Regions from separate parts of the Mus musculus genome. Here regions 1, 3, 4, 5, 6 and 7 are each linked to region 2. A link is a loop called in an ENCODE intact Hi-C map of the cell type or tissue named here. Cell type or tissue: left cerebral cortex. All regions are shown on one strand.

What was found. Peaks named below come from ENCODE experiments on the same cell type or tissue, not always from the same donor. Only the 100,000 strongest peaks of a DNase experiment are listed, where the experiment ranks them.
Region 1: it touches region 2 in a loop (8-fold over the local background); 6 of 42 quality-filtered maps call a loop at or near these places.
Region 3: it touches region 2 in a loop (2.5-fold over the local background); 3 of 42 quality-filtered maps call a loop at or near these places.
Region 4: a loop joins it to region 2, with 4 times the contacts of the local background. A loop is called at or near these places in 10 of 42 quality-filtered maps.
Region 5: a loop joins it to region 2, with 2.9 times the contacts of the local background. A loop is called at or near these places in 6 of 42 quality-filtered maps.
Region 6: it touches region 2 in a loop (2.6-fold over the local background); 8 of 42 quality-filtered maps call a loop at or near these places.
Region 7: a loop joins it to region 2, with 3 times the contacts of the local background. A loop is called at or near these places in 2 of 42 quality-filtered maps.

The regions. Positions count from the first base shown.
Region 1 is chr6:55,943,053-55,947,052 of GRCm38, forward strand. All of the region lies in intron 9 of Itprid1 (ITPR interacting domain containing 1), which reads left to right. Among named protein-coding and RNA genes, the nearest start is that of Ppp1r17, 72 kb to the right of the region's middle. In left cerebral cortex, no CTCF peak of the experiment used is centred here; DNase peaks (open chromatin) are centred at 1,908 and 2,080; H3K27ac peaks cover 662 bases.
Region 2 is chr6:55,802,014-55,806,013 of GRCm38, forward strand. It overlaps Gm38820 (a long non-coding RNA gene), which reads right to left and starts at 2,871. Exons shown (of 3, transcript XR_869126.3): 1 at 2,601-2,871. It also overlaps a transcript of Itprid1 not described here. In left cerebral cortex, a CTCF peak has its summit at 2,273; DNase peaks (open chromatin) are centred at 800, 1,169, 1,487, 2,252 and 3 more places; H3K27ac peaks cover 3,390 bases.
Region 3 is chr6:55,558,575-55,562,574 of GRCm38, forward strand. All of the region lies in intron 1 of Gm34441 (a long non-coding RNA gene), which reads left to right. Among named protein-coding and RNA genes, the nearest start is that of Gm34441, 24 kb to the left of the region's middle. In left cerebral cortex, a CTCF peak has its summit at 2,211 (motif pointing right); DNase peaks (open chromatin) are centred at 1,378, 2,256 and 2,436.
Region 4 is chr6:55,534,682-55,538,681 of GRCm38, forward strand. Gm34441 (a long non-coding RNA gene) reads left to right here and starts at 2,362. Exons shown (of 7, transcript XR_869122.1): 1 at 2,362-2,538. In left cerebral cortex, no CTCF peak of the experiment used is centred here; DNase peaks (open chromatin) are centred at 1,972, 2,353 and 2,759.
Region 5 is chr6:55,549,219-55,553,218 of GRCm38, forward strand. All of the region lies in intron 1 of Gm34441 (a long non-coding RNA gene), which reads left to right. Among named protein-coding and RNA genes, the nearest start is that of Gm34441, 14 kb to the left of the region's middle. In left cerebral cortex, a CTCF peak has its summit at 1,906 (motif pointing right); DNase peaks (open chromatin) are centred at 185 and 1,913; H3K27ac peaks cover 401 bases.
Region 6 is chr6:55,715,170-55,719,169 of GRCm38, forward strand. No RefSeq gene overlaps it. Among named protein-coding and RNA genes, the nearest start is that of Gm34676, 17 kb to the left of the region's middle. In left cerebral cortex, a CTCF peak has its summit at 2,253 (motif pointing right); a DNase peak (open chromatin) is centred at 2,248.
Region 7 is chr6:55,390,504-55,394,503 of GRCm38, forward strand. No RefSeq gene overlaps it. Among named protein-coding and RNA genes, the nearest start is that of 6430584L05Rik, 4.4 kb to the right of the region's middle. In left cerebral cortex, a CTCF peak has its summit at 2,091 (motif pointing right); DNase peaks (open chromatin) are centred at 1,501 and 2,093; H3K27ac peaks cover 26 bases.

The sequences.
Region 1 (4,000 bases), 140 kb after region 2:
TGCTATAATTAGAATGTAAATAAAAACCAATGACTCAGTAATGGACTTACCAGAGAAAGTGATTGTTACGAGTGAGTTTTTCAATATCTAGCTTTTCATAACTGATCAAACTTGAGTCTTGTATGTTAGATACCAAAGACACCAAGTGTTTCCACGCTATATTCATGGATCCCTGAAGTGGGACCCTAAAAGAACCAGCATCAGCATTTGCAGCGGGAGTTGGGGAGCAATGTTGGACATCTGGGTGCCACAAACTTTTAACACCCAAGTCCCACACATCTTTGGATGAGATTATTTCTTTGATGATTCATGTCTAATACAAAAGCTCCCAAGTGCCCATCTCTTTAGAGAAGCTAGATTTGCTAGAGAAGCCTTTGAGCTAAAGTTTCTAAAACAGATTCCTGCTTGTCCTCTCTGCAGTGAGGTTGCAATGCAGGTGCTAAAAATCTGTGACCATGGCTTAGTCTGTGTAAACTATCTCCGACTCTGTTGACTGGCAAATCCATTACACAACAGCATTCTGTCTTCCTGGACAGCATTTACTTCTGTGCTGGATTGTGTGTGCCAAATACTCAGAAGTGGGCCTCAAGTAGGTCCTTAGAGAAAGCAAATTTCTTTTTTTAAGTTAAAAACCTAAAGCAAGCTTTTCTTAAAATGTCTTTAAACATTTTATTTATAAAGTTATTTTATCAAAGGAAAACTCTCTAATACTGGATTCCTAGGGTATAGGTCTAGGATCCAATACATCAAGCCTTGTCACTCACTCCAGAAGTCAAAGAAAAGATACCGGAGGAAGATGGGAACTTAATTTTCAGTGGGTAAGCAGGGAATGCAGAGGAAATCAGTCTCTTCCTTTCTTGAGGGGGAATGGACACAAGTGTCAGCTATAAATCAGAAAAAAAAAATCAGGAAGATGGCAAGGGGTGTAAATGACCAAACCAAGGTTAGTTTAATCAATACCTAAGTTCTTCTCAGAGTCTTCTCAGTGTCAAGACATTGACATTGCTCCATGATGCTTGGGGAAATCTCTCTTCAGGGTAGGCACCTAATTGAGCTGCTGTGAGGGGTACTCCAGAGGGTGATCTGCTTTGCAAGGCATTTACTTATCAGGACTGTGGTTGCAAAAAAGGGCAACCACGCAAAACCACACTCATATAATGTGGTTGTCCTTTCCTCATAGACTGATCTACCTGGAAGGATCTATTCTCACTGAAAAATGGAGGTCAGGACTTGTAGGGACAACTCTGGGGATCGAGATCAAAATTATACGCGCTGCCGGTTGGCCATCTGCAGATTATAGTGTCCCTGTAATTAGTTGTTTGCCATTTCTAGCCTTGGAAAAGGTGGGTTACTTGTGGGAGATTAATACTTATTAAATGATATTACATGCCTGTTGGAATAGTATGGGATTTGATCAAAGCTAAAGGAAGAGGAGGGCTAGGATAAAAGCAGAGTTGCTAAGTTCTACCAATCTTTAGGTGTTTACCAAGTTCTACCTGTCAGTCATCTGCAGGATTGAATGAAGAGTCAGTACTTGGACCAAATACAGCCTCTAAGACCTTTTCAGAATTCAAACTGAAATTAAAGAATATATTTAATCCAGCTGCAGTAGATGCTAAGAGATTTTATTTATTAGGAGTAGTAATGATAAAAATCTTCAGTTAAGACTTTTTTTAAAAACTGGATTGAAATCTATGTTTTCTTTTCAATGTTACAAGAAAACCAACTTGATTCTAAAATCAAAGAACAGACAGAAGTTCAAGTGGGTTGTAAACTTGGCAAAAACATGTTCTGCCAAGAAAAAAAAAAAAGAATTCAATCTCAAAATCTGCTACAGTGCTTCTTCTTCTTCTAGTTCTCCTTGTGTAAGTGCAAAGTCCAGAAAAAGAGCCTCAGAGCATCATCCAGAAAATATAGCATATTCTGTGAAGCTAAAGATGTTTACAGTGCTTATCTGAAGTTTGACCATTTGCATCATTGGCTACCGTGTGCTTCCAGTTCCAATCCTACTGTACATTGTTCTAGTTGGGCTGTACATTGTTCTAGCTGGGCTGCTCCTACTAGATACTTCTCTAGTACATTTTGTTCAGGTTTTGCTTGTTCCAGGCTGATGACTGTCCTTCCTATATTGTGCTTCTGTTGATAATATGGCTGTCACGGGGGAAATGCAGTGGCTTAACCTGCTTTTTTTCTATAGCAGTTCTTCCTATTTTCTCTTCTGAACACTTTCACCATTTGGAACTCAGACAATTTTCTGCATGTCAGGAGAGAAATCAGGGCAGGAACTTAAGACAGGATCCTGGAGGCAGGAACTGATGTAAGGACTGTAGAGCAGTGTTGCTTACTGGCTCACTCCCCATGGCTTGCTTAGTCTGATTTCTTATAATACTAGGGTCCAGCTGCCCAGGGATTGCACTATCCATGGTGGACTAGGTCCCTCCACATCAGGTATCAATGAAGAAAATCCCCATGGGCCAATGTTTCTCAACTAAGCTTACTTTTCTCAGTTGACAATAACTTATGTCAAGTGGACAAAAAACCAACCAGGATGCTTGGAAATAGTCTGGAAACATATATACAAAGCAGAAGTACATCCTTTCACCATATCAGATATTCCCATACAGCACATCCACTGCATCTATTTTACCCTAGAACTGTAACTTCCATGCTGAGTAAGTTCCTTGATGGCTTCCCTGTCTTTCATTTTGCTTCTTTGTCCGCTCAGGTCCTACAGAGTATTCAGTCAACAAGTGGTAGCTGTTCCATAAGTAACCAATAACATTCAAGTACATTTTATCTAAACTAAAAGTGACTGGGAATATCAGTAGTGTAAGAAAATGTAACATGAAAGACATTCTTTTAAGAATTATCAGAATAAAAATAGGTGCATGTGGTAGTTTGAATGAAAAAGGCCCTATAGGATGTTAGGGATTGGCACTATTGGGAGATATGGCCTTGTTGGAATAGATGTAGCATTGTTGGAGAAAGTGTGTCACTAGGAGTGGGCTTTTTGAGGTCTCAGAAGCTCAAGAAAGACCTAGTGTTTCTCACTCTTCCAGCTGCTGTGCATCCAAATGTAGAACTCTCAGATACTCTCCAGCACCATATCTGTTAGCATGCCACCATACTTCCCACCATGACAATAATGGACTAAATCTCTGAACTGTAAGCCAATCCCAATTAAATAGTGTCTTTTATATGAGTTGCTGTGGTCACAATGTCTAAGACAGTGAGTAAGGTAGAGATGAAAGGACTACATATTTAGATACAGAAGGTAATGCTCCAGCCCTCTGCCTGCCTTTCCTCTAAGCCTATGCGAGTTGAAGTCCCTAAAATCTCAAACATTTTTATTGAACATGAGATTAATTCTAGAGTTTTCTGGTTGCTTTTCTAGACATAACATTCAGTCAAGAAAAATATTCAAAGGGCATCAAATGAAAAGTGTTTTGAAAGGGGGTATTTAGCTAAAGTGAGATTCTGGGAACTACTCAAAAATGGGGCGCCTGGAGGCTTGTAAGATCACCATTACCATCCTTATGTCTAAAAGACCAGAGGAAGCCTATAAATTGCCTTCGAAGAGAGACCCATAGGAGCTCTTTTGATAAATGCACAGCTGTTTTCTAAAGGCATCCTGGAGAAGAAGGCAGTGAACACAATCTAGGCAATTCTTCCTGTTCTTAAATCTCCTAGCCTATGGGCATCTCCCATTGTCTGAACACCAAGTAAAGACTAGAACACAAGGCAGTACATAAAGTATCGTGAATGGATGAAGACATGGGCATGGAAGGGTGAGTAGAGAGTGAGTAAGGACAGTTGGCCTCTGGAGGAAGCCTTCTGCTCCCACTCAGCTGCAAGTGGGAGAGGGAGTGCAGCTATAGAAGACATCATAAACTTGGTAAGTCTTTATTCACTTATGAGGTGCCAGGAATCAAACACAGAGTCCCTGCATGCCAAAAAACAAACAAACAAACAAACAAACAAACAAACAACAAACAGCATG
Region 2 (4,000 bases):
CTCCCCGCAGCAGCGGGGTGGGTCCTCTAGCTCCTTCTATTAATTCTATTTACTAGGAGGAGACATTATATTCCTATAGAGTAAGAAGACAGAGCCTCCAAAACTGTCTGTTTTAGGTCTCAGATCAGAGGCAGTTGAGGGACAGAACAAAATTCCAGACCCCAAATCATTTCTTAACTTAATAGGGAATGTACTCCCTCCTCTGTTTCCCTAATCCCCATCTCTTCCTTCCTTCCTTTGACTTCCTTCTTCCTTCCTTCCTTCTTTTCTTTTCTTTCTTTCTTTCTTTCTTTCTTTCTTTCTTTCTTTCTTTCTTTCTTTCTTTCTTTCTTTCTTCCTTTCTTTCTTTCTTTCTTTCTTTCTTTCCCTTTCCTTTCCCTGTCTTTCTTTCTTCCTTTCTTCCTTCTTCCTTTCTTCCTTCCTTCCTCTTTCTTTCTTCCTTTCTTTCTTTCTTTCTTTCTTTCTTTCTTTCTTTCTTTCTTTCTTTCTTTCTTTCTTTCTTTCTTTCTTTCTTGTGTTTCTAGTTGCCAAGCCAGTTTCTGCTCCTTGGCTATTTTCTAACCCTGGAGACTTTGTTTTCTTGGACATTCTGACTGTGTTGCCGGTTTGTTTCTGTTCTAGGATCTCAGGGTAATACACCATGAATTTGTGTGGAAGCTCTGTGGAAGTCTTCTAAGCCTGTGCCCCTGGAAGCTGATGAAAATAAACTCTAAGCAAAAAGCTCCCTGCACTGCTCAAGCCTCCTGCTTTTCAACGAGTGGGCCTTGCCTCTAACTTAGATCACTACCAAGGTTTCTGGCTCACTTTATTTTCTGTCTCTGGCTGGGTCACCTTTATGGCATTTTGGTCTTATCTGGTGCCTTATAGTTCCTGCACCCTAACCACACTGCCTTCCAGAACTTCAGCTTTGGTCAGGGTCAGCCTCTGTTCCTCTTTCTGGTGTTGGAATGGAGCAGATTTTAATTCCTTCATATAGGCATTTCTGGGAACCTCAGATATCACACTAAAAAGAACACAAAGCCCCACCATCTCCCACTGCCCAGACCCTTGGGAACTGAGACTAGCAGGGGAAGGATAGTCACCACCATTGTCCAAAATAAAGACAACTGTATTTACAGTAGCCACTGCCTTGAGGTTCCCACCAACCTCTCATATCGCCATGGAAGTAATTCCTAGGTAATGTCTGTATATTTCCAATCCTTTAAGGCAGAGGCAGAAAAAGCAAGCAGGCAGGATGCCCCTTTGAATAAAGCAGAATTGGGGCCCTTCTGGGAGGGTTTCTCACAGCTATGATTCTCTACTTTCTTTAGGGGACAGGGATGGCATGCCTTTCTAGCATAGAATTGTGCCCCAAGTAATAGCGTAGAAAATTCTCAGAGAGCTACAGGGAATTCTTACAAGGAGGCCCCTCTGGTCTCTCCTATTTCCTAGTGGTGCAGAGGGAGAACGGAGAAAGCAGCAAGCATCCAAGGGCTTCAGTGCTTTGGATGACCTTCATCCACTTCTAGGAAGTTGTATTACAGGACCGTCCTGGACAAGAGCCCAGAGAGCAACCCTGTAACTCTAAGAGAGCTTATGGAAGAACCGAAGGCGCTTGAAGAGGGAGCAAAGGAGAAGGGGAGGGAAGAACGGAGGGGGAGAAATTTTAATGCCTTACAATATGGAATTGGTTAAATAAACCATGGTCCATCTGTAAATGAAATACGATAATACTATGCAACTTTAAAAAATAATTTTAATGTGGTTTCTACCCTGGAAAATGTTCTTGCTTTATTGTTAAGGTAGAAAAAGCAGGTTACCAAACAGTATCCATTTAAGGAAACACAGTAAATGTTAACAGTGGTTAGCCGTGGGTGGTGTGATTTCGGTTGACTTTTAAAAATTATTTTTGTTTATATGCTTTTTTTTTAAATCATCCACAAAAACATGCATTACTTTTGTAGTTACAAGCGACAGTCTGAAAACTAATAATGCAGCCACTGAACACCTAGCCACTCTCAGGTTGTTTTGTGTGAGGTGCAAAGGCGCCACAGAGACCCAGTGTCCTGTCTTTGAAGCACTTTGTTCCCCAGTTAGAGTGAGCAGAGACTTAGACTGAGACCCTGTACTCGCCAGACATTGCCTCATATAAATCCCTGGCGTTGGCAGCCCTGGCTTTCAGCCGAATCCCCACCTGGGGCCACTGTGAGAAATGAGGTTACAACAACTTGGTGGGCGTGGGGGAGGGACACCTTCTGTTGAGCTGACGCACATCTACACAGCGCCACCCAGAGGATAATCAAGGAACTCAACTCTTTAATTTTTCTATCCTGCCAACGTTTCTGATAGCTGCAGGTGCACACAGTTGTCTGTTTATCCTAATGTTAGGGTTACCATTTAACTTGATGAAACCAAGCCCTGTGGAGATCCTCTGTGAGCATCTTAAGGTGTGGTTTTGGGTGTTATTTCCCAGTAGACTCAGGATCTCTGAGGGCAGTATCTGGGGGCGATTCTAAAAGCTGCTCACAGTACTCCTCTGCACACCAAGAGTTGTTAGGCAGCCAGCCCCCCCTCCTCCCTCCCTCTCACGTCTATGTAAGTCCTCCCACTGCCGGACTCACCTTTTCCTTCTCTCTGGAGTAAGCAGTGGGGTCGGTGGGAATATAGACAAGCTGCTGCCCACCAACAACTTCTGAGTTCCTTTCTTCATTCATTCTCACTTTGAGACAGCGTGAGCAAATGATTTAGCCATCGGCACACCCCCTCAGGAATTCATTTTTAGAGGGGACATGAGCAGGTGAACACAAATGATCATACAGTGGGAGGAAACCACCATATGGGCTCGTGCCACTCCAGGAGAGCCTCAAGTACTGAGAAGCAATAGGAAAGTCCTTGTGTCCAGAGCAGCAACTCAGAGAAAGGAAGCTTTGCAGAGCTAATGGGAGAGGCAGAGGGACCCATTTCATAGCTGAGAATACAGAGGAATTGAAATCAATCGTTTGCTTGTGCGGTAGCACAGGGAATCAGGCTAGAGGTAAACCTTCTCATCTGTAGAACATGGGCAATGGTTCTGCTGCCCAGCTGGGTGGCTCTGTTCAGCTCTGTAGCCGTGCTGAACAGATACGTATCACCATTTTGCTGTTGTGGAGCCTGAAGATCGAATGGGGTGTACAAATGTGTATACACGCCCCTCTGAAACTGTGAGAGGTACATTGAGCCCTCTAGTGCTTCCAGAGTTTCCAGAATGCAAATGCCTACCCCACCATAAGAAGCAGAGAGAAGCCAGGAAGAGTGTGACTGCAGGGAGCTGAACTCAAAGAAAGATTCTCATCATTACTGAAAGAAATGGCTTCGAGAAGGGCAAGAGGAAAACAGCAGAGCGAGGAGGCTGAGCGGAGTTGCTGCCAGGAGAGCGTCCAAAGTGATGGCAGCTGACGCGAGAGCTGTATTTCAGGATCTTTCACCCACTTGCACATTTGTCACTTGGAGATGCTAACAAAGGCCCACAGTGGAGATCTGCTGTCTTGCCATTGAGCCTCTCTATGAGGGCATGGCAATTAAACAAAGAAGCCAGAAGCATGAGAAACCAAACAACAGGAGGCTGACTGTATGGTGGAGGTCAGTGCACATTAGTGAACTCAGTTGATGCCATTCCAGAACATTCTCATTTTCCTCTTGGCATAGAGCTTACTCTGAGGATCCCCATTATCTGGGACAGCAGCAACCATCAGTATCTGCCCTGCTTGGCCTCTACTGTCAGGGACCTGTTCTGTTCAAGTAATGATGATAAACTCACTCAACAAGTTCCAGAGGCTGTAAATAATGGACCCAGTGGCCCTTCTTCAGATGACAGTGAACCGAAGCAGCACTTTCGAGTCTCCTTTACAAGAAACAAGGGGTGTCACAGGATGACTGATGAAGATAATTTGGACCAATGACCAAAGGTCACTATGCTATTATCTAGCAGTGCCAGCCTCAATGTCTGTCTTAAAGCCATGCTAAACAGTACATCAGACCAGAC
Region 3 (4,000 bases), 240 kb before region 2:
GAGTGGTTTGAAGGATTTTTACATAGTCATTCACGACAATGGAGCAGGATATATAATTCCTTTAAGGAACACTTGGTACTTTGGGGTGTTTCAGACTCTGTTGCTGGTTGGTTGGAATCAGCAAGTGGGAGGATCAATGATCAGAACTGGGCTATAGAGATGGCTCCTTTGCAAGGAGTATGTATGGCTTTTGTTTGATGTAAATGGCTCACTGTAGCCATATGGGCTTAAGGAAAACTAAGAGCCTTGACCCTGGTTTTCAGCCTATCTCAGCACTGTTGCTGAGGCTACCCATTGCATAAAGCCAACTGGAAACCCAAGAAGAGAACCCACTGGAGTAGTATGCACTAGCAAGAATCCTAGAGATTAGTTTTAGTTAGTTGAGAGTTAGTTTTAGAGGTTGGGGAGGGGTGTGAATCAAACAAAACAGTGACAGGCTATGAAGGGAAAAACAAAACAAAGCCAAAAACAGAAATAGTCACTCGAGACCAAGAGTTTGTGACTTAAAGGCATAACCAGAGTTTGGAGCTTCACTTTGTGGAGGAGGAAGGAGTGGAGCAGAGACACACGAAAAACAAAGGAGAGCAGGAAGACATGATGGAGAGCAGAAGGTATGTATGAGGGAGACATCTTGCTTACGGGAAAATTGTCTGCACTGATAAAAAGCAACCTCTCTTGGTTCCTACAGAGTGGGTTTCTGTTAATTCGGTTGTACTCTTTAGTGACAACCTGCTTTGGCCAGGTGAGGTCCTAGGAACTCAAGTGGCTTCTTCTTAGAACGACTCATACCCCTGCTCAGGGAGCAGGCTGTGTCTTTGGTTTCCAGGAGGTGCTGGCTTGAGCCATTGGAGACTTGAGTACGTCTTCTTTGTGCAGTCCACTGAATCTGGCTCAGAGCCGATCTGCATTCTGGGTAGTCAGTCCTTTTTTTTTTTTTTTTTTTGTCTTGCAACTTTAGAAAATTGTACTGCTTCTAGGACCCATTTTGGATGGAACAAAGAATTGTAGGACACAAAAGTTAGGGACCTTGTTTCCCATAGAGTGAGGGGCACTTTCCGAGTGTGTCTGCCTGAGTACTCTAAGGAAAAGATTCTCTGAACATCGCTAAAAGTTTTTAGAGATCCAAGAGAGTGAAGTTCCCAGGTGTGTGCGTGCATTTTCCAGATGGGAGGGGGGGGGAAACAGATTCGGTGATAGGATTTCCATTGTTAGATGCCTCTTGTTTGTCTGTGAAACTCTCTTGAGGGAGCTATACTGAGCCATGAATACTAAAAACACTGGTGTGTTTTTCCATGTGTGAAAACGTTACCCTTTGAAAAATCCAGGGCCCACCCTGGGCCACACATGTCGACTCCGGAGCTCAGCTGTTCTCAGCTTTTCACCTGCACCAACAGCCAAAGCAAAAGTGCTTTCGGCGCAGACACTGTTTAAAATGGCTGCGTTAAAAATACCACCCCAGCTTCGCGGATTTCTGGAACTGTCAGGCGCGTCTTCATTTATTTGCTCTGATGATGAAGGTAAGTCCTGGAGTAGGGCACAAGCCAGCTAAAAGTGGTGTCCTAAGTGAATGACGCAACAGCTTAGACACCCCCCATCTCCCACCCCCCAGTCACCATGCTTCAAACCTTGAAGAACCTGGCAGCCTGGCCTCTGAGCCCTGAAGTGGCTAAAGAGGCTAGAGGGTCAGCAGTTCAGGGGGACGGGCTAGCTGCCCACTCCCAAGGCTCCCTAGCTCCAGCCTATGGTAGGGAAATAGCACACTATGTGGAGGAAAAGAGATCTGTGTTTGGGGAGGAGGAGTTCCAGAAGTGCTGAGGGGAAAGTTTGTGGTTGCCTGAGGGGAAATGTTCAAAAACTATGTAAGGTTCTGGGTCTGGGTCCTGCATCCTCAGCTCAGGACATGGGCCATAATCTAGGTTTCTGTTTAGTTTCAAAGGCCACGTAGGTTTCAACAATCTCTAAAACAGTCAGTGAACCTAAATTCCAGTGGAACTTGTGGGCCTTTCTCATTGAGTGGCATTCACTTTGCGATTTCAGGCAAACATTTACCAAGTTCCCTTTTAGTCCTCCATAATGACTTCAGCTGCCTACCAGCCCACTAGCCCACCAGACTATTATTCTAATGTTCAATACAGGGTTTCCTCAGCCAAATTACATTCACAAGCACAAGCCTAATACGATTGTCTAGGACTCACAGGCCTTCCAACAGGGGGCGGTCCTGGTCATAGAGCAGGGTACCACTCTCCAGCTGGCCTTTGTGCTGGACTCAGAACTGCCAGCATTTCTCCCAGGGTAGTTGGTTCACTGCCGAGGCTACAAGAAAGAGGAAAGGGTTAAGAAAGGGGGCCAAGGTGAGGACTGCAGGCATATACAGCCTCGAGGATTTACTCCTGAGGAACGGAACAGTTGGCAAATCACCCAGAAGTTAGAGGAAAGGATTGTAAAAGGAGAAGAAAGAGGCAAACTACTCACCATGTGTTGATTATGAATTTTAATTACTGAGTTATCTGTTTAGTCAACGGCAGGGAAAGAAATGTGGGCAGGAAGGGCTCTGTGAATGTTCCAGATGATACAGTTTTGTTTTTTAGGAAATGCACAATTAGACTGTGTCTATACAACCCAAAGTAAAAGCAGATGTATCTGTCATCGGACTATTTTGATTAATGGGGAAATTTGGAACTTAAATTATCTGTTTCCACCAGTTATGTAGATCAAATGAACTGGATCATTGCCAGATCCGTATCCTTGTGGTGGGGTACAGAGAGAAATTTTGGGGTGATGGAGATCTGGGGACAAGATTCATCATGCACAGCAGCGGAACTGAAGTGGGAGGGAGAACACGTCACAAAGTAGATGAGGATGGCACCTGAATCGAATGATGAATAGCCATCCTGAGAGGTCATGGGCTTAGCTCACTTTCGAACCAGGTAGTCAACTTGGCCAGTCACACACTCTAGTTTGGAGCCATGCTCCTCCTATACTTCCCTAGAGCTGCTATCCTGTTGGGGCAGCAGTGGTCATCACCATGTTGGTTTGTGTTGACAGGGTTAAGTGACTGGGTAGAAGCAGAAGAGCTATGGCAGACATCAAATTCTTTCATGTTCACTTACTTTAGAGACGAAGGCAAGGATACAAAGACAGACTTCTTCCAGCATTTTGTTGACCCAGCCAGTTTTATTTCTTGATATGGCAGACAATACTGTCTGTTCTCTGAGGGTGTCAAGGAGCCAATCCTCTTCCTCCTCCTTCTTCCATCTTCCTCCTCCATCCCTCCCCCTTCTTCCTCACCTTTTTCTCTTCCTCCTCCTACTTTGGAACATTCTTATTTGTGTGTACACAGCTAGAGTTACTTTGCAGACTATGGAGTCAGTTACTCTCTTTCATATCAAGACTACTTGTGTACTTGTGTAAAGTAACAAGCCATCTTTGAGAAATGAGAATGATATCTGGGTTGTAGGGAATAGTGTTTCACCCCTCCCCCAATGACTTTTGAAGCAAAAATCTCTTGCAATATGGGTCTTTTTCAAGTTAACTGGTGTCTTTTATCAAAACCAAGAGGGTCAAATTAAAATAAAATGGAGAAAAGTATTGGAAATCAGTAATAAGAATGTATGCTTTGGAAGTGGCTGTAAGGATCAAACACTCATCAATGGGTGAATGGATATGCAGATCATAGGGCACACACAGTGGGGCAGCATACAGCCACGGAAGGAATAGAATACCAGTATATGCTACAACTGATCCATAGATTTTAAAAACATGAAACGAAACGATCCTGACACAAAATGGTACCCAATATATGATCCCATATTTATGAAATGTCTATAGAAACAGAAAACAGCTGGAGGCTTGTTATGGTTTGTATGTGCTTGGCCCAGCAACTGGCACTATTTGGAGGTATGGCCTTGTTGGAGTAGGTGTGTCACTGTGGGTGTGGCTGTAAGACCCTTGTCCTAGCTTCGTGAAAGTTAGTCTTATCCTAGTGCCCTTCTATGAAGAT
Region 4 (4,000 bases), 270 kb before region 2:
ATTCAAAATATTTCTATGTAGCCCAGTCTATCCTTGGAATACTATGTAGAATAGGCTAACATCAAAGTTGCAGTGAGCTTCCTCCCTTAGCATCCTGTGCCACTATGGCCAGCCCAGTGTCATCACTAGTAAAGTTGATTAAATAGAGGCAAGAGAGGCAAGCATGCTTCCAAGCTGTGATCTTATATGAGCCAGCAATAGAAAGAGGACTTGAGGCACATCTGTGGGACCCCCAAGCTCTCCTCTTTCCACCACCAAAGGTGTTTAGAAGAACTTGAATGTGCCATAGGAGTGGACTGCTGCAGGAAGCACCCTGCTCCAGTTGGCCTGAGGAGCTGGTTCCCACGGCCCTACTACTTGCTGTGTGTCAGACATCCCCCTCAGGCTCAGTTAAGCATCTGCTGCAAGAGGGAATTGTCCTTGCTAAAGTAAACAAATGTAAAATGTGCTCTTCAGTTTGGCTTTCCAGAGGGATCACATCTGCCCCTCTGGGGTAGGACTGGGAGTCACTTCTCAGTGTCTAACCTTGACAGGCTCTTTGTGCAGAGGGTGCTGGTGTGCCAAGGTGCTATGTTCCAGCAGACATGGGACTCCATTTGCATCAGTGGTGCTGACTGGGTGGGCACCTAGGTCCTGACTGTCTTGTATCATGTAGAATGGTCTAAGCAAGAACAAAATTGGATTTGGGTCATTCTATGCTGATGCCTACATGTTTGCTCTTTGAAAAAAAAAAACACAACTTCATGGAGTTACAAACTTATTAGTAATTTGCAAATCACTTTCCCCTAATTATTGTCATACTATATATATTTATGAAAGTGCAGTATAGAAATATATAAGGTAGACCATAAAAGTTTATTTCATTGTCTTACCACAGTTGCTTGTTGCATTTTCCATGCCTTTTATGCTTCATGCACATGCCAGAAATTATTTCTTGAAACAAGTGTATAAAAGGGAATTGTAATTTCTGTTTTTCCAGGTAATAAAAATGAGACACAAGATTCAGTCACCTACCTAAAAGGTCAAGACCATTGTCTTCATCATTGTCCAGGCTGGACTGAATTCTTAACTGCTTAGAAGGCTTTCTGTCTTGGCTGGAACAGTAGGCTTACTTACATGACTTCTCCCATAGCCCAGAATTTGAGTTGGAGCTGCAATAAGTCTGCAGTGTAGGCTTTTCGTATGTCCCCAAGATTCCTTAGGACTTGTTACAAATCCACAGCTGTGTGTGTGTGTGTGTGTGTGTGTGTATCTGTGCGGCGTGTGTGTTGATGTATCTTCTCTTGGACTCTGTGGCTAACATTTCACACACAGAAGTTTTTCACTTCTACATTTAAACCCTCTTCAGTTTTGCCTTGCCAAAAATGTCTTTCAGCTCTCACCAGATAAGCTTCCCATTTACTCAAGCGTAATTATCATCAGCACCAACGTGCTGAAGCAACTCATGAACTGTTCATACATCCAAACTTCCCCGTTCTTCCAGTGTCTCCACTCTCTCTGGGAAGAAGAGTTAAAAACTGCACCTGAACCTTCCTTGGCTTCTCTTTGACTTCTCAAGAAACAGAACTCACTTCAGAAAGAATTAGTGGCTTGTATGTTGTATAAGTACAAGAAGAAGAAGAAGAAGAAGAAGAAGAAGAAGAAGAAGAAGAAGAAGAAGAAGAAGAAGAACAACAACAACAACAACAACAACAACAACAACAACAACAACAAAATCAACAATGGAAAAGGGCTTCTAAGTCATTGGCTGTCAATCTTATCCTTCAGATAAAAGGCCCTTCCTGCCTTTAAAAACAGTAGTCATGTGAAAGTCTACCTAGGAACACTCCTCTCCTGCATCATGGGTTGAGAAGTACACTGGACTCTAGGATCTTTCAAGGTCTGTGTTAAATGAGATCTGTCAGTTCTATCTTGGGAGTAAAACAGCATTGTAGGCCCTGCTGGGGCTGACTCACCCAGAGCAGCACAGGATGCTAGAAAAGCCTTACTTACGGGAGCTTTCCCTTTTCTCTCTATCTTCAGCTGCCCGGTGCTTCCTGGTGATTGCCATCTGAAGTTGAGGTTTCTCTGGCCATGTCTGGCATGCTTTTCTGCAATTATGTAGATGGAAAATGGGCAGAGAGAGACATTACCCACCTAGTGAAGGGAGAAGAGAAACTAGCAACCTCTAAAAGTTGTACAGGAAGCAATATTAATTAAGAAAAAAAAGCCCTAGTTTTTAGAAATCATTTTTTTTGAGAACGATTAGGTCAATCGGAAATGAGAACAGCAGCTCAGCATCCATCATGGGGAACGAAATGAAGATTCCGTGGTTGGTGTGGGCTAAAATTAGTAGCAGGACAGATTTAGAGAGAACTAGCATGTTTTCTCCCTAAAGGGAAATGTGATCATTAGTCAACAGCTAGCTATGTTGGGATATGTACTAACTAAATATACTCTATACTTTGGAATCTCCAAGAATTTTCTAGGAACAAGTGTAGCTGGTTCATCTTTTCTCAATGAGCTGACTGAGGGGCTAAAAAGGGAGAGGAGAAGAAGGTACGCTCGCTTTATTTTTATTTTTATTTTTGTTATGTGAAAATACTCCTGGGATGTTGTGCTAAAATTGAAGGACTGCTTAAATTATTTTGTTAAATTTTAACTTAATTTGATGTTATGTGTATGATGTCTTATAGGCATGTATGTCTGGACATGTGTGTGCCTCGTGCCTATGGAGGCTAAAAGAAGGCATTGGATCTTGTGGAACTGGGGTTAGCGACAGTTGTGAGCTGCCATATGGGTGCTTGGAGTTAAACCTAGGTCTGTAGGAAGAGAAGCAAGTGCTCTTAACCACTGCACCATCTCTTTAGGTCTTGAAGGAACTCTGAGATAAACAGTCTGAGAAACTGATGATACAGGACCTATGATGAAACAGGAGCAAATTGACTTTAAGTCTGTGGAGTTATTCATGACTGTTAACAAATGTTTAAAGCCTTAGCCAGGTAATGTGCACAGTGCTGGGGTTACATGGAAAGGGATAGAACCATATCTCTGTGTTTGGCACACTTGCTATTCTAGAAATAAAATGAGGCTGATTCTATCTACTTCAAAAGAGCAAAGTAGGAATAACAGAGCACTTATGAAGGGCAGCGTTCCTCCTAACACAGGACTAGCATTTTTACATACAGATGTGTCCCACACAGGAAAGGGCTATTTAAGAATCTGCAACTCTTCATGTGGTGTCTGGGGGACTCATGCACATGATTCTTGTTTGGGAGAGGATCTTAGTTCTTTTCCTGTTTCCTGAGCTTGTGTTTCTGAGTCATAACATTTAATATAAGAAAAAAGTTGAAATAGCCAAATAATGAAGGGCTAATGGCTTAAACCAATTAAAACATTGCAAATATTTGCTAACCTTTATGGAGGGTATCCTGGGATGTCGGGAGTACTGAGCCATACTGAGCCATAAATACTTGTCTTACTTCCTTTCTCTGGCTGAGAGAGATGAGCATGTGCCAGCCATTCTGCAGTTGTTGTCATGATCAAATGCTTTAGAGAAACAACTTAAAGGTAGATGAATTTATTTTGATTCATGGTTTCAGAGGTGGAAACTCATTATCGTGGGGCAGGCAGAACAGAACAGCTCAATTCCTGGCAAGCAGGAGAGAGAGAGAGAGAGAGAGAGAGAGAGAGAGAGAGAGAGAGAGAGACAGAGACAGAGACAGAGACAGAGACAGACAGAGACAGACAGAGAGACAGACAGAGAGAGACAGAGAGAGACAGAGAGACAGACAGAGACAGACAGAGAGAGACAGAGACATAGAGGCAGACACAGCAAGGCACAGAATGACAGGGACAGCTAGACTGAGATAAGTAGATAGATAGGTAGATAGATAGATAGATGCCCACATAGGCTGGCTTTCTGCCCCTATTCTTTTATCACAGTCTCCCCTCAGTGAATCATCCTTGGAAATGCCCCCTCAAACAAGTTAGGTATGCCTTACTCCTATCCTAGGCATTT
Region 5 (4,000 bases), 250 kb before region 2:
CTTTGGAATTTTCCATGTCCTTATTTTTGTTTATTGCCTTCCTATTGGTGTGGTTTGACATATTCTTCTGTACTCTGTGGGTCTACAGACTCCATCAGGCGCAGGTTAGAGATATTTGTTGAGAATCCTTTATAGGTGACATTATGAAACCCGCCTAAGCCCATGGCGCACGCAGTTCTGGGTGTACAGAGGTATGAGTCACACCTCCTACACTGGGCACATGCTTCTCTTTGTGGCCTGCTTCACTGTTGGGGGTTTTAGCAAATCGACTTTTGCCTGTATCAGAATCTTGCACTGTGAGTTCTCCTTTAGTCTCCGTGATGCTTAATTTAGTAGATACAACATTGTTTCTGATACAGCATCTGAGTGAGTGGTCTGAGCAAGGATTCCCCCCACGCCCACCCCCAATGTGGTTTAACATCACCAGATCTACCAAATGGAAGAAAAATGCAGAAGAGAAGCAAAGTTTCTTTTGAGGTAATGGCACTCCTCTCCTGACAGGAAGTCTTAGAATGCCAGGGTCTATAGCTTTTGGACCCTAGGACTTGTACTGGTGACCCCCTAATTTTCTTAGTCACTGGCTTGGGATTGAGAATTCTGTTATAGGATTCCCCAGTTCTTTGTCTTGCTGATGGCTTGCCTTGGCACTTTTCAGCTTCTACAACCATGCGGTCTAATGTCTTCAGTAAATCTCTTATTACCTATCTCTATAACCCCATCTTTTTGGTTTTGTCTCTCTGGAGAACTGTAACACACATCTTTCCATATGGAAATTGACTTCATAACCAGCTTTTTCTACCACCCCAAACTTGTAGATCCAGATTTGAATAACAGCCCTCAATAATGCTATATTGATCATTGGGGTATTTTCATTTCGAGCTTATCCTGGTCCAGGCACTCACTAAGCCTTTGACATATGGTACTCATCTAACTTCCCGGACAACCTAACTGTGAAGGCACCTCCCTCCATCTTCCCATTGTGGTTTGAGAACTCCAAGGCAGACCATATGGCTCTTAGCCAAAGCAAAGACTAAGTCTATTTGTCAATAATTATTCCCTATGTTGAAAGCTTGCCCACGGAAGTGCCCTCACCTTGTCCTCCCTGCCCCCTGGGATTCTCTCCTTGACTTTCGTTGTGTGCCAGGTGCTAGACCTACTTAGTGGTTTGCTATTAATGATGAGGATGCTGTTAACAGTAGTTTGAGTTTGAAATGCCTTTAGAACTGCAGGGGTTGGGGATGGGGTGAGGTGAAGAAAAGGTGTTTACATACAATAATTAAAGGAGAAAACCGTGTGCTCTGGGGTTTAATCCTGACTTTGATACCTGTAGGCTGAGACTTTGCCAGTCACCATCTCTGTCCCATACAGGTCTCATAATAAAACAAGTAGAATGAAAGAATTCACTGAGGATAGTACTCAGCACATAGTAGGTATTCAGCAAATGTTACCTTTAGTATTCCGTGTTGAGACCCAACAGAAACACCAATAGCTTAACAACAATTTCTGTCTCACAGTGTGAACAGGCCATTTCTTCTTCTTCTGAACTATTTATTTTTTGTTGTTTTTTTCCTTTTTTTCCTTAAACTGGAGTTAGAAGGACGCTGCTGCCCACCCACCCCTCCCCACCACACACATTTTTAATTAAGGTATCTTTCCAGAAGGAATGCTTTAATCCGAAGTGATCACTTTGATACCGAAAGAGACACATTTGGAGGCTTCTTGGCGACGGGGAATTAAAGACAAAGAAGCTGAATAAATAGCAAGCAAAATGTTAATGTTTTGGCTTTGTGGTGTCTGCATGTGAGAGCCCTCCTTGTGTGGCTGTTTTGGCGGGCTCCTGTTGCAAGCCTCCAGAGGCTCCTTTTGTGCGCGGGAGCCCTGGCTGCTGGTTGTCACGCGGCCCCTAGAGGTCAGTCTGATCCAGGGATTGTGTGAACCACGCTGGCCGCGCCAGCAGCTGCTGGGGCCATGGATACTGCTGCAGCCAGGATCTAAGCTGCTCCAGCATCTACGACATTCGCGCTGCCAGAAGGCCTCTTCTTTCTGAAGATGGGTTTGCCAAAGTCTGGAAAGATGGAGTTTTCCCTCAGATGGTGATTAGCCTTGGTAGTAAAAAGAAGATACTTTATATGATTGTCTATATGGCATTGTTCTCTACTAAATTCATACTTTTCACTTTGCTGTGTTCCGTTTACTGAAGGCAAGAGTAACAGCGTGGGGATGGGGTAGAGAGGTTGGGATACCTTTTATCTAGCGCTTCATCTTACAAAGGACCTGAGTGAGGCTCAGATAAGGGGCAAGCAAACCCTGCTTTATGCTGGAGTTTTTGTCAGGGTCCTTTCCACTGCAAGCTTCTAATTGTTCTCTTAAAAACAACACCAAAAAGTCTTTAAGGGCTTTGGACGGATGTAAGAACTAGTTGGTGCTTCACAGGGAACCTAACATGCTATTAAAGAAAAATTATCCGGGAGTGCTTGTTAAGTCGTGGTATGGGTGATTTTACTCAGGACTCTCACAGCATGGAGGGACATGGCAATTCTGCCCTGCACTCAAGGCAGAGAGCTCGGCCTCCTCCAGAAGCGCAGCTGTAGCGAGTAGGGAGCATACCAGGCAAGAGGTCGGGTCCGCAGGTAGAAAAGCACTGAGAGGAAACATCAGGATGGAGGGGATTCAGGCAAAACCTACTTCCAGGATTGCTCGGAGACAGAACAGTGGTACAGATATTACCTGGGGGGAGGTGGAGTCTGAGCGTGTGGTTGGCTTTCATGGGGAAGCAGATATCTGGGTGCCATGTTGGGCTTTCGCTTAGGCTGACTTGGCAGCATACCAGCTAACTGCGGACTTCATGCAGCAATGCACACGTAGAAGGTTGGGAGCTTGACTGAATCTCTGCAGTCCTTAGCAGTGATTGAGATGAGGAACTCGGAGGCAGATCATCTGTACTTGGACGGGAGGTGGAGGAGACCAAACTTACCCACAACTGGGTAGATGGCGTCACTGCCTGCTGGTGCTCTGTGTACTCACCTGGGGATGGAGAAGGGTACAGGGCGTGTTTGCTGATACTGGTCACCATGGTTAGAAACAGTGAGAGGGAAAATTTTGAACTTGGAAGGAAAGGCGCAAGTTCTCTTTTTCATTCTTGGTAGCCCAACCTTCTCTTTCTAGCTTTGTTAAGTTTATTACAATAAATAAATGAATAAATAAATAAATAAATAAATTAAATAAAATAAAGTCCCATTGTTCTATCCCAGACTCCAAACACAAAGCACAAGTAAAGCTGAGGGCGTGTCCCATGGAGACAGAATCAGGATGCAGAAGTTAAGGGTTCGAGAAGAAAATCCTGCTCCAAGACATACTTCCAAGGAGGAACTCCCTAAATGTAGCAGTTTCCCCAAGCTTAGCTCCTAATAATGTCATGAGAGGCAAAGGACTCCCCATAGGACCTGGGTTACTTTACTTCTTTGTTCACCACTCAGCCTCAGGCAATCCACTCTTAACTTCCCAGAGGACACACCTTCCCTTCCACATCACACTTATTTTCCCATGCAGATACTAATGACAACGCTTCTGTTTGTTCCATCTTGTTGAATAAAACACTCACAGTAATGCCCTTAACACTCTTGCTCCACTAACTACTCTCTGCACGCAGACTCCATATCAGACAAGCAGTGCAAGTAGCCATCCACTACTAACCATTGCTGCCTGGCTTTTCTCTCTTGTCTCCTTTGACCTCACTGTGTTTGCAGTGTGTGAAGATCTCGCCACACACACATTCCCTCTCCTTGGCACTTACTCTTCCCTCTGGAGAAGAGCTGGCACTAAATTCTCCTCCCAACTGTCAGGTCTTCATTATTTGATGATTGATCAAGACCCCTCTATTTTTTTCTTTCTCTGCTCTTCAGCCATTCATTCCTCTTGGAATTATCCCCAGATCTGGTTACTCTCTTGCTCACTGGTGTTTCTAGATCGTCTTCTGTTTACCTTTTAGATTTTGGTACCA
Region 6 (4,000 bases), 87 kb before region 2:
CTCCACAGGAAGACTGTGAGATACATTTGAGCAAGAGCATCTCATGCCTCGATCTGACAGATGATGTAATTAATGCCATCATAGCACCCATGACATCCTTGACCTGTGCTTGACATAACCTTAGCCTGCTTAGTCTCACGAAAATTTAAAGTAGGTACTTGATCAGAACAGTAGGACCATCCTATGGGACACGGAGAGCCATAAAAATTTGCACCTAACAGCCATGTTGGCTGACACAACTCAACAGGTCGCCTTGCTGAGTGCATGGTGAGGGCTGAACACTCTGCAGAAGACTGGCGGAGTTCATTTGCTTCTTAACACTCAGCACCAGGAAAACACAGGGAACATCCATGGATCAGAGAGCCCGGCACAGTGTTCTCACAGGCCCACAGACCTTTCAGGCAGCATAGCAGTTGGTGATTGCTCTAGCCCTGGGACTCTCCGGGGGCAGTGGTGGCAGCTTGGGATAATTGTTTGCTTTGCTCGCGTAGTTGCCTCTTGTGTAGGCACAGGCTGAGCTTTACAGTTCAGAAGTTAAGCACATTAGAATATTTATTTAAGGGCAATTCCACTGCCTACTCTTTCTGGGTAGCTGGGCTCACCATGTATGTCACTAGACCCCCCCCCCCCAAATGCACACTCGCATTATGGCATTGGCCCAGCTTGCAGGGACATTGCTTCCCCGTGGTTAGCAAATGGCTTCTTTCACAAGCTTTTAACTCCACAAGTTTGCAACCACTAATTCTTAAGGGTTTTGACAAATCTCCCCAGTTAAATATTAAATAATAAATGTGTCCCGGATGGTAGCAGTGCTTTGTGGAGTCTGTTTGAAGTGTCCTTTAAAATATTAAATTCAAATAAATGATGGAATCAGAACAAAGGCTATATCTTAAGACAAATTCAGCCAAGTCTCTTTAACCTTTGAGCTCTCGGCATAGATTAGAAAGCCAGGGCAGCACACGCTTCCGTAGCAAACTGAAGTGGGATTTCGGAAGTCGTTCTTGCAAATACAGGTAACCCGCACCTAGGTCTGATCTACCCTTGCCATTTTAGAGCAGAGATTTGGATGCTCATTATTTGATAAGAATGTGGGGCTTTTTTTTTAAAGTGCTTATGTTCAAAGTAGCAAATCCTTCAAAGCGCTTGCTTTGGATGCTGTGTTTATTCCCTGTCAGTGTGTTCCATATGAAATCTGTTCTGCTTATAATATCCACCACAGTTGGAGCCTTGCAAAAATCTGTTTCATATCTGCCCTTTGCACTTAGCTTATTCTGTTTTATGCTTCTTCCAAGTTATCTGTTTGTAAGCAGTCTTTCTTGGAAGTAGACAGTCCTCGGGGAGGAGGTGCAGCTGGGGTTGACCAGCCTCTGGGGCATCCTGGACTCCTGGCACATGAATCCTGGAGGGAACTGGTAAAAAAGAACAGGATAAGTCTAATAGTTGAGAAAAAATAAATTCTATGCCCTTTGTTCCCCTAACCCTGTGCAGGCAGCACCCATTGGCTTCTCGTGGATTTGTGCTTGCTACGGGGTCTCCATATGTTCTATTTGCTTCTTCCATACTGCACAGTCTCCTGTGGCTCCCGATCTAACCTGACCAGAACAATAACTTTCTCTGAAGCAGAGGGGCCACATCAGGCCATAAGGCTTGTATGACAAAGAATCCTTGTTATAGAAATTGGCCTCCATGGTCAGAGTAATGGTTGCCTTCAAGGAGGCTGACGTCATCCAGAAACCCACCAAATACTTTTTGAATGGATGTGAGTTTCAAGGGCTTCTGAAAGGAGTGGGAACGAGGTGTTTCCTTTCTTCAGGTTCTCTGTGGAACTTATTTCCACCACAGTGAGAGGACAAGGAAAGCATCATCTTCAGCTAAAGACTTTTACCCCTCGTCCCTACCTCCTTACTAACGCACCGCCCCATAGATAGGGCTTTATTCCCTTAGCTTTAGAAATAAAGAAGCAATCTGTTGTGTGAAAGGTTGGAAATTGTCCAAATCACTAAAGGGAACCTGGGGATTCAGAGAAATCCGTCCCCCTGAAATCTAAGATATGTTTCATCTTTCCTCTACAAGGAGAAATGTGACGAGATACTGCTGCCACCTTGGTTTGTGGACCACTGCTTGTGAAGCTCTGTGTGGCACATGCCATTGCCTTGCGTGGCCAAGCTCTTGCTAAGTCCTAGGCCCTGGCACCTGTTCCATGGTGCGAAGGCTCTTCTTTTCCCTTCCTGTATGTCCATTCTGTTCTGGCCACTAGGGGGCCTCGTTGGTTTGCTGTGGACAGAGCAAAAGTCAGCTTCTGAGATAAAAAACTACCTAAAGGACGCCTGACCTTTGGTCTTAGGCTGAGTGGCCTGGAGCAAGTTACTTGGACTTCTGGGACTTATTTTTTTCAGTTGGAAGAAGGAGTTGAGAGCTGTTGTTTGCTGAAGACCTACAGTGCACCATATTAGCTATTGCTTTAGCTAGGATTCCCTAGACTCAAAGCCTAGGAGAAAGACTTGGGGACACTGGCTTACTTGGAAATGTAGATACCAAAAGAAGGTGACATGGAGGGTAGAGAAACAGATACAGGGATGGAGCAGTCGGGGTGACCAATATCTCCTCAGCAGAGTCCAGAGCACCCCAGAAACTGGGTCCATTCACCTCCTGACTCCCACCTGAGTCAGGATAAACCAAAGTGGAACCTGAGACACAACAGGGACACACGTGGCATTGCAGGTAAGGTGTCTGGGTCTGAACTCAGATGAGCTGTGGCTGAAATAAGAAAAGAGCCAAAAGCAATGAGGACCCGATGCCTATTCAGATGTTCCTCCTCCACTTCCAAGGTGGTCCTCGCTAAGCCTGTGGTAAACTGAGAACATACTTAGTTAAAAGCGTGCTTGGTACACTTCAGTATCAGACGTCATAGCTTAGCCTGACCTACCTGACACTGTATATTAAACTTCGGTTGACAATGAACAGCACATGTAACCTCTGAGCACTGCTGAGAATGAAGGACAGTGGTTATGGTGGCATACTATCACAAGACAGTAAAATTCTAACTATGATAACCTTATTGGTTGTAATATAGGCTACAACCTATATAGCCTATGCAACCTCCAAGTGTACCCTACACAGCCAATGTAAGGATCTCTCATCTTCCTGCCAGGGCTGGGAACATTTAGTGTAAGGGTGCTGGTTGTAGAGACTGATGTAACCTACTCAATAGTGTTTTGGGAGGAGGGAGCATTTAGCTATTTCTAACTGTCTACTTTCAGGGAGCATCTCCTTCCATTGGAGACATCTCTTTGGTGGGAGAAGGGAGAGGGGGGAGAAAAAAATCCTCCCAACAACGAATTGTTGGGCGATTCAGCAAATCCTCCCAAAGCCAAGGTCATCACCAGTGGAGTCTCTGTGGATGAGTGAACCTTCTTCATAGAATTTGTCTTTCTTCATTCCTGTGAGGGCAAGACCCCAGGATACTGGGTTCTTTTGAGATGTCTAAGGCTAATGCTACCTTAAAGAGCACCTAAGTCCCCTACTGGGTGTGACTAATTCTGCCCCTGTACCCACAAAACCCTCTTGATGGAATCAACGTCCACAAAGAAATATTTCTCCAATCTAAACCAATGGTTCTGCGTTGAGTGGGTAAGAAGTGAACACTCTGTCAAAGGACTTTCTTCCTCTGGGTGAAACGGCCCTGAAGCCAACACAAAGAGACACTTGAGTCAGTGCTCACACATAGGCAGAGCATTCTCATGAGAACAGTCTCCAGGGGCTTACTCATTCAGAGCTGCCTTCATCTGGGTGCAACTCATACTCTTTCTACTCAAGACCATCCATGCTTCAGGTTATCTGAGATATGGTGTCACATGCTATCAGATGATTGGTAACATTTTCCAGAGAGCTGGCGTAATTGGGTTACCATTTGCCATGGCTTCCTTTGCGGTCTCAAACTTGGTGCTTGTGTCAAAAGGCAATTGTTTTTAGGAAAAGAAAGCCAACCAAAGAAACACAG
Region 7 (4,000 bases), 410 kb before region 2:
CTATATTCATACACAAAGACATAGGTCTTAAGATTTCTTGTTTCCTGAAAGGTTTTTTTGCTTTGCATTTTAGAAACATCTTGGTGTCACAATGCATTTGTCAGTTTGTTTCTCGTCTTTATGCTTGAAAAAAAATAACATTCAAAGACAATAAGCACATGGAAGGATGGTCAGCATCAGTAGTCATGAGGAAAATGCAGATAAATCCACACTGAGATATGGTCACACCTAGGATACGGGAGGCAATGGGAAAAAATAGACAAAAACAAATGTTGGTAAGGACTGGTAACGGAGAGACTGGAACTCGCACATTACTGGTGGGAGTGTAAAAAGGCCCCCTGCCTGTTTGATAAAATGTTTTCCTGTTTCTCAAAAGTGCTAACCTTGCGTTACCTCATGAAAGCACTCCTAAGCATGGGTCAGGAGAACCAGAAACAAAACCAGAAAAACACTTGTATATGAACGTTCCTAACCTCTCGTCCTCTGACTGGTACATTACAGTATAGGCAGACAATGGAATGCTAATTCTGTCAGAAAAAGCTCCTACATACACAGACCCCCCAGGACACTGCTCCGTGAATGAAGCAAGTTCTGATACTTCCATTGGCACAAGATGTCCAGCATTGTTAAAACAAATGTAAGGCTGTTGTGGCTGAGGGAGAGGCATGGAGGTGACTGCTAATAGCCGAGAGTTCTAAAGTGACTGATTCTAAAACTGGATTGCGATGATTATGACTATACAGAAAACCACAGAATAGTAAGTACACTCTAGAAGGATGATTTTTCTGTCTGTGCATTATATCTCAATAAAACTGTTACCTAGGAATGAGTAAGTGGGTTGATGAGAGGCTCAGCAGGCCAAGATCCATACTTCATAAGTCTGGGGAGCCATGTTCTATCTCTGACATTTATGGAGAAGGTGGAAGGAGAGAACCAATCCAATATTCTCTGCTCTTCTAACCCATGTGGCACCACGGCACACGTGTTCCTTCCCTGAGCTCTTAAAAACAGTGATTAGTGGATGCTGCTGCAGGACATCTGGAGACATTTTTTTTTTCTGCCATGAAGTTTGCAGAGTCTCTATTGATGTCCTTTATTTAGCTGAAGGTTATTTATGAACTTGGTGAAGCCTTCCTCCTCCTCCTCCTCCTCCTCTTTTTCCTCCTCCTCCCCTTCCTTTTCCTTCTCTTCCACCTTCTTCATCCTCTCCCTACTCTTTTCTCTTCCTTTTAAAGTGAATATCTGTGGTGACAGACTCTCTTGCATGAAATTCTTTGTGAACATTTAAAGGCGGGGGTGGGGGTAGGGGTGGGGGTGGGGGTGGGGGTGGTGTGTGCTCAGAATGAACAGAGATTCCAGAGTCAATTCTCCTAGACTCAGGATTCTTGCACTAATGCAGACTGTTCCCTGGCAAAGCTGGTCTAGTGCATTTTTGCACGACAGTGACAACATGATGGATTTTCTGCACCGTTCCCATGGAAACACCTTCCATTAACACTTACTGGTATTGCCACTGCTGGTCGAGTTATTGCAGTGCTGTTGGCTAACGGTTAGTGTTAGCTTGGTTAGTGTTAACATTAGTGGTTAGTTAGTGGTGAATAGTCAGTGTTAGCAGTTAGAGTGTCTAGAGTTATGTTAGTGTTGAGTGTTAGGAGTTAATAGGGTGTTAGTTGCTAGTTAATAGCTGGTGGCAGTAAATGCTACTTAGTGGCTAGGTAGCACTTACTTTGAAGCTTATGATGTCAGTTGTGGTGGAATCACTGGCTTTAGGAATTATGTAGCTGCTCCTAGGGGTTTTATTGTGGTTACTTCTTGGTCCCTTCTGATTTTGTTATGAGCCTTAAATCCCTACTATAATGCACACTATGACAGGTCTCTGTAGACTTAGAATATGTCTGTACATGCAAGTCCATGGCTAAGCTCTTGACTTGCAAACTCTTTCTATGAGTCTTGGCTTTTTCTCTGTGGCAGGAGAGGCTGAGTAGAAGGTGATGTCTAAGGGTTTTCATGAGGGGCACTAAACGGTCTAGGGTATAGTTCAGCAGTGGAACCTGTGTCCGGGAAGGGCACTAAGTCAGAGGAGAAAAAGCAATGCTCGTTCTGGCCACCAGGTGGCATATGAACTGTGTCAAGAGTGGGATCTCCTTGAAGGAGGTCCTGATCTAGACAGGAAAGAGGCCTCCCAGGATCAGGCCTGGGGCTTAGCAAGTCTAAAAGGCTGGGGGAAGAAGAGGCTTCTGGGCTGGGAAAGGAGGGAACTGGAAGAAGGGGAGGGCTGTCTGAGAGACCACCCTCGCTGGGTTAGATATGTATAAGGAGACAGAGAGGGAGAAAGGAAGGAAGAGAGGGAGGGAGGAAGAAGGAGAGGGGGAGGGAGAGAGAGAGAGCACCTATCAACTGGGAGCAATAGAAGAATTAGTGTTCCCATGGGGGTCTCTGTGCAAGAGTCAGGCTGTAGGGAGTTTCCTGGGCGTGTCCTCTTTTGGGAGAAGTCTTCTTCCATTTTCCAACCCACATGCTTCTCTCAGCACCTCTCTTCAGGTCCTGAGAGGAGTTTTGCATGGAGGTAGGAAGAAAAGAAGGGAAGGAAGGAAGGAAGAAAAGGAGGGAGGAAGGAAAGGACTTTCCTTGATGCTTCCGTTTGCTCCTAGGAATTTGGAAAGAGCCTCGTGCTAGGACCTGAGGTTGGATGTGAATGACTAGGCAGAGAGGGCATGGGTGAGGGCTAGAGAGGGACGCTTGGACCAGGCACTTGGCTGACTGTGTATCTGCATGGGGATCCCTCCTGGCTCTGCTACTCAGGCATGTAGACTGTGGATGATTTCATTGCTGGGAGCCAGGCTGTGAGAAGGCATGTGGGGGATTTACATTCCCCTGGGACTCTCTTGGGTTTGTTCTTAAATTATTCACGTGAAGCTCCCTGTTCCTTCATTAGGTGCAGAGAATTTAGGGATGTCTGTTTCACTTTCCACTCTGCAGGAACATGATTCTGTCAAGTTCCATGGATGGGGAAAGTTTGGGTCCTGCCCCTGCTGTTTTATACCAGCAGGGCTGAGACAGCAAGTCCTGCACTGCGGCCTGGATCCTCCTCAGGTAGCAAGTGCCTTCCAAGCAGGCTGACCAATCAACCGCTAATGTGACAGATGATCAGTACAAGGAGACAAATGGCCACTGTATCGACTGTACTAGCCCCAAGTATACAAATGGGAAGTAAAATGTAGACAGAACAAGGCTCAGAAATACCAGACCTAGTGTGGAGATTTGTATTGAAGGCTTCCTATAGGATGCATAGCTAAGCTAAGTTAGACCATGAATTTGAGTTGGCTAGGTGAAGAAGCAGTATGTGCAAAGGCCCTGTTGCAGGGAGGAGCTTGGCACTGAGGGGACTAGAAAGAGGTACAGTGAATGAGTTTCAGTGACAGAAGGGGAAGTTGACCAAGACTGCAGTGGGGTAGGCCAGGCTACACCCAGATCTCAAAGTGCCAGGAGAGCCGCAAGAAGCTATCAAAAGTGTCTATCAACAATACAAAAATGTATAACAAACCTTACACATTTAAAATAGGCTCCCCCCACCCCTGTTCATGTATTTAGACTGAAATTTAGGCAAAGGGCTCTACTGAAAGCCCCGGGGTCTAAACTGGAGCCTCTAACTAGGAAGTTTAAAGCATGGTAGTTTAAAGCACAAGGCCAGACTCAATAGTGTCTAAGTTCGGGTTTTATTGCTGTGAAGAGACACCATAACCAGGACAACTCTTATAAGGAACAGCATTTAATTGGGACTGGCTTACAGGTTCAGAGGTTCAGTCCAATATTATCCTGGCAGGAAGCATGGCAGCATCCAGGCAGGCACGCGCTGGAGGAACTGAAAGTTCTATATCTTGTTCTAAAGGCAAACAGGAGGAGACTACTTACTGTCTTCCAGGCAGCTAGGAGGAGGTCTCAAAGCCCACCCCTATTGTAACAGACTTTCTCCAACAAGGCCACGCCTCCTTACAACAAG